Linked DNA regions of Mus musculus: region 2 is linked to region 1. A link is a loop called in an ENCODE intact Hi-C map of the cell type or tissue named here. Cell type or tissue: heart. All regions are shown on one strand.

The links. A loop is a pair of places that touch in the nucleus more often than their neighbours do. Peaks named below come from ENCODE experiments on the same cell type or tissue, not always from the same donor. Only the 100,000 strongest peaks of a DNase experiment are listed, where the experiment ranks them.
Region 2: a loop joins it to region 1, with 3 times the contacts of the local background. A loop is called at or near these places in 3 of 42 quality-filtered maps.

What each region holds. Positions count from the first base shown.
Region 1 is chr13:40,976,496-40,978,995 of GRCm38, forward strand. The region is part of intron 1 of A730081D07Rik (RIKEN cDNA A730081D07 gene); the gene reads right to left. Among named protein-coding and RNA genes, the nearest start is that of Pak1ip1, 23 kb to the right of the region's middle. In heart, a CTCF peak has its summit at 1,321 (motif pointing left); no DNase peak of the experiment used is centred here.
Region 2 is chr13:40,885,244-40,887,743 of GRCm38, forward strand. It overlaps Gcnt2 (glucosaminyl (N-acetyl) transferase 2, I-branching enzyme), which reads left to right and starts at 1,515. Exons shown (of 3, transcript NM_008105.3): 1 at 1,515-2,500. The coding sequence starts at 2,124. In heart, no CTCF peak of the experiment used is centred here; a DNase peak (open chromatin) is centred at 1,488; H3K4me3 peaks cover 1,461 bases; H3K27ac peaks cover 1,263 bases.

The DNA.
Region 1 (2,500 bases):
TCGGATGGACTGCATCTCTGTGTTTATTGTGTATAACACAGGAGAAAGAGTCAGCTACACTGGGTAGGCGTCTGAGGGCCAGTAGCCTCCAGCTGTAACCCTCTGGGAGCAGGAAGCTGCAGTGACTAGTTTTTACACACACTGGTCAAACCTTGGTAAACAGCCGCACTTGCACACACTGTCAACATTTTCATTCAGAGCAGAGGAGGCCTTGGCCAATGCTGAGCCTGAGCCATATGGGGAAGGCTTTGCCATTCTGTGACTGAACACAGAAGTGCTCTGGTATGGTCTTCCTTTGGGTCCTTAGCACTAGCAAACATGGAGATACACGAAAATTTCCTTTTCTTATCCTGGTGTCTGAAGTTGAACTCATGGCCTTGTATATGCCAAGCACAAGCTACACTACCCGGTTGCAACCCTAGCCAGAGGATTTAGATGTAAAATTTCCCTTCTTCTATGCCTTTCTTTCCTACAAAGTCCATTGACTAGTCTTTGTTGAAGCCAGAAACTTGTGGGGCAATGGTCTATGCACAGACAGCCTGGTCTCCAGTCTAGCTTAGGTCTTAAACCCCAGTGGGACCTGGTAGGTGGTAATTTCCACCTACAATGGGATGGAATGGTTATGTCTCAAAGCTGGATAGAGACAACTAGACACTCTCTAACACATATCTAGAACTCAAGAAATTGTTTCTTCTCCTTTTTAAGTGACTTCCCAAAAGGAGTACATCTAACTAGGCTAACTTAATCACTTTAGATATAATCAGATTGTTTATGAAGTTGGTTAAATAAAAAGTAAACTGTGAGAAATTTCCTAGCTTTCTTATACTAATTATCAAGAAACAGAATGGAACCGGGTGTGATGGCTCACGCCTTTAATCCCAGCACTTGGGAGGCAGAGGCAGACAGATTTCTGAGTTCGAGGTCAGCCTGGTCTACAAAGTGAGTTCCAGGACAGTCAGGGCTACACAGAGAAACCCTGTCTCGAAAAACAAAAAACAAACAAACAAAAAAAGAAACAGAATGGGGAAAGATCAAAAATTGCACAATTGCTGTCCAGAGACACCTCAGGAAGGAAGAGATGATAGAGCGGAACCCACCGCCTTCTATGCTTTTTGTAGAGATGGAGGGTTCTTGTTAAGACTATTGTCAATCAGCTGACTGGGTTCGGTTTGCTGTACCCAACTGGAAACTGTGGGCCAGCAAGGAGAAGAGGTCCAAGTGGTGGTATGTGTACAATTTTTGGGTCCTTTGGCCTTTGGAAGCAGTGAGGTTAGCAGAAGGTAGGGGAAGGGACGCAACTGCAGGTAGCGCCCTCTAGTGTTGCAATTCTCGCATTGGCCGCAGGTTAAGAGGAAGCCAGGGAAGAAAGACAAAGCGGCCAATTGGAGAGTCATTGCTGCCCAGCCCACCATATATATGGAAATGAGCATTGGGAGGGATGTTTACAAGAAAATCTAAGTTATTGTGACGTTTGTAGGAATTTAAAGAGATTCTTAACAGTGAGTAATGCTGACACCTACCCATTGCCCAGGGAGAGGTGGGTCCCTCCATCTCAGCCCACCTGGGCATCTTTTGCAAACATTCAACCGCATACTATGTGACTGTCGGCCAGAGACATTTCTTGTTCTCTGACAGGTCCCATGGTGTTCAACATGATTCTGGGACTTGTGGTAAATGCAAATTCTGGAGCTTTTCTAAGAGTCAGAACCCCTGGAGTGGAGAGATGAGGAAAGTTCCTCTAGCTGTGTGGGGGTGGTTCTGATGTAGCCTCACCTTCCCTAATCCCTATTAGAAATTTAGCTAATTAATCTATCTTTAGAAATGTAGACCAGTAGTTTGTATGCAATCTTTTTTTTTTTTTTTTTTTTTTTTTTTTTTGGTTTTTCGAGACAGGGTTTCTCTGCGTAGTCTTGGCTGTCCTGGAACTCACTCTGTAGACCAGGCTGGCCTCGAACTCAGAAATCCACCTGCCTCTGCCTCCCAAGTGCTGGGATTAAAGGTGTGTGCCACCATGCCCGGCTTTGTATGCAATCTTATTATGAATATGAAATGACTTGGGTCTAGTAGCATAGGCTTGTAATCCCTGGTGTTTGGAAGGCTGAGGCAGGAGGATTGGTACAGTGAGACCAAGAGTAGACTGACTGGTCAACTGAATAAGACCCTGTTCCCAAACTCTTTTTAAAAAATCTTCAAAAGGGCTTGGGATACGTCTCAGTGGTAAAGTGCTTTTTCCATTGTACACGGGCCATCAGTACAATCTTTAGAACTCAAAAAAAAAAAAAGGGAAATAGAATAAAGGCCAGCCCTGACAATGCTTTAGATCTGCAGTTTCCACACTGTAGAGTCAGCCAGCTACACAGACAGGAAACATTCAAGAAAAAAAATTTTTTTTTTGTCTGGATTGATCATGTGCAGACTTCTGGTCATTGTTCCCCGAGCCAGACAGGGTGGCGACTATTTACACTGCATTCTAAGTGACTTCAAAATGATTAAAGTGTAC
Region 2 (2,500 bases), 91 kb before region 1:
CTGACCAGAAGTACCAGGTAACAGGCATCTTCAAATATGATAGCTGGTTTTGCAAAACATTCTCCTAGAGGGATTTGTAATCTTGGAACTGGGAGTTGGGGAAATTGGTCCAAGGGCAGGCAAAAGAGAAACAATAGCTACATTTTTGAACCTGTGAACAGCATCATTGGCAGTTCTGGATTGAATTCAGAAGCATTCTGAAAATTCTTATTTTGGGCAGTATCTGTATATCGTAATAAAGTAATGTCATTAGTGTTTCTCCACCTCCCCTCCCGAGTCTGCACAAATCTGAACCTCCGTGCTATTGGCCAGTTGGAAAGGGTAATGTAAACAGATTCAGTTACCATAATTAAGTTATGTATCTGTGTACCGAATGCTTTGTCAGGCTGCAACTATTTCAGTATTCATTCTAAGCCGAGGGCATTGCCAAAATGAAATTACTGATGACAAAATTACCCTCTGTTGTTAAGACACAGCAGATGTAATAACCTAATATTTAACAGTGTTATTTTTGAAAAAAAAAAAGATGAAGACAGAGATAGAACTGTCCTTTGCCCTACACCAAAGAAGATAACTTGAAGGAGAGTGAACCACTTTACAAAATGGCTGCATTTTCTTTCACAACTGACCTAAAGGCCCAGGGGAGGGTTTCTCAGAATATTTGTTTGATGCAGGTGCAGGAAGAGGATTAGTAAGAGGAAAGAAAAATAATATATAAACAGGAAAAACAAAACATGTAAATAAAATCTGGACGAATGAAACTGTAGCTCAGGACATGGCATGCCATTGGGCTGGAGTCTGGGCGCTTGGAATCTCAAGTTCCTACTTGGAAGGACTCTGCATGCTGTGCTAGTCTAGACTGCAGAAGGAAGACTGGGCACCGAAGGGCACTCTTTCTTCACAGGCTGGAATGCAAACTCATTTCCCATTGCAAGTCAACCCACAAGGTACAGACTCTCACTTGAGAAATGCAGACAACTAGCAAAGGAAAATGGAAAGGCAGCCCCCAGTCCAAAGGACACTGCTTAAAACTGCATCTAAATGTAGGTGGTGGAAAGCTGGGTTGTGAGTGTGTAGATCCTGAAAACCCAGCTCTTGGGAGGTAGGGGCTGGAGGATAGTTCCAGGTCAGAATGGATTGCCTGAGACCCTGTTTTGTTTTGTTTTGTTTCGACTATAAAGTCAAGAGTATAGGAGAGCTCCCGAGTGGTCTCTGGGTGCTTAAACCCTTAAGGTTCTTGGTTGAGATGTAGATCTGAACGTCCTTCGCGGCCAGGATTCAACTCTTTTCTGTGAAGTCTTCAGGTCTCATCCAAATTAGACCGTACAGTTCACTACCTGTACATTCTGTAACACCAGGGCAGAGGCCAGAGTACGAGGAGAGGGGGGTTTAAGTCAAAGTCACTCCCCCCCCATCCCCCCCACCTCTGCCCGGTCAGATCCCTTAGGACCGGAACTCCTCCTCCTGGGAGCTCATGTTTTGGAAACTGGTGGGGTGGGGCCAGAAAACATTACAATGGAGCTGGGATGGAGGAGGTGTGCTTTTATTTCAGATTGTGTCATTCGAGTAGAGTCTCCCGAAACAGCCACTAACAGAACCGAGGCTCTTTTAGATCCCCTGGGTTGTTAGCCTGGCACACTGGGGAGAGTAGGTAACACAGCAGAAGAGAGAGGCAGTGGAGGAAGGCAGGAAACCCTTCACACGCCTAGCCCGGCTCATCCCATCCACTTTGGGGTTTGCCGTGCCGATTGTAACAAGAGGAAAGAGCTAGCAGAAACCCCCGAAGGAAAGGAACGAAAGGGGAGGTGAGAAACTCAATTGAAAAAGAGGTAGCAGGGAGAGTAAAAGTCAGCAGATGCAAACTGGGAGGCCAGAGGAGGAGGAAAAGGCTGGGCTTCGGCAACCTGCTGCTAGGATTTAGACAAAGGAGGTTTGAGAGAGGCGGGATCAGATTCTAATATCTGCTCCAGGAGAGAGCTCGCTGCTGGGCTCCGGGAGACAAAACAGCCGCAATTCACACTGACTGGAGCATGTACCACAGCGAGAGCTCCCAGGAAAAAGTAAGTCCGAGAAGGGATTGGCCAAGCTTGACGGACTCTGACATCGGAGACCCTCTTTGAGGCATGCCTCCGTCCGTGCGTTACTTCTTCATAGTGTCTGTGACTACTGTCATCGTTTTTATTGTGCTCTACGTGTTAAGTTTTGGAGGAGATCAAAGCTACCAGAAGCTGAACATCTCAGACTCGGTGATGCTGGCTCAAGTGTGCTCATCTTTCATCGACGGGAAAAGCCGGTTCCTGTGGAGAAACAAACTAATGATTCACGAGAAGCCTTCTTGCACAGAATATGTGACCCAAAGCCACTATATCACTGCCCCTTTATCTCAGGAAGAGGTCGATTTTCCTTTGGCGTATGTCATGGTCATCCATCACAATTTTGACACCTTTGCAAGGCTCTTCAGGGCAATCTTCATGCCTCAAAATATCTACTGTGTTCACGT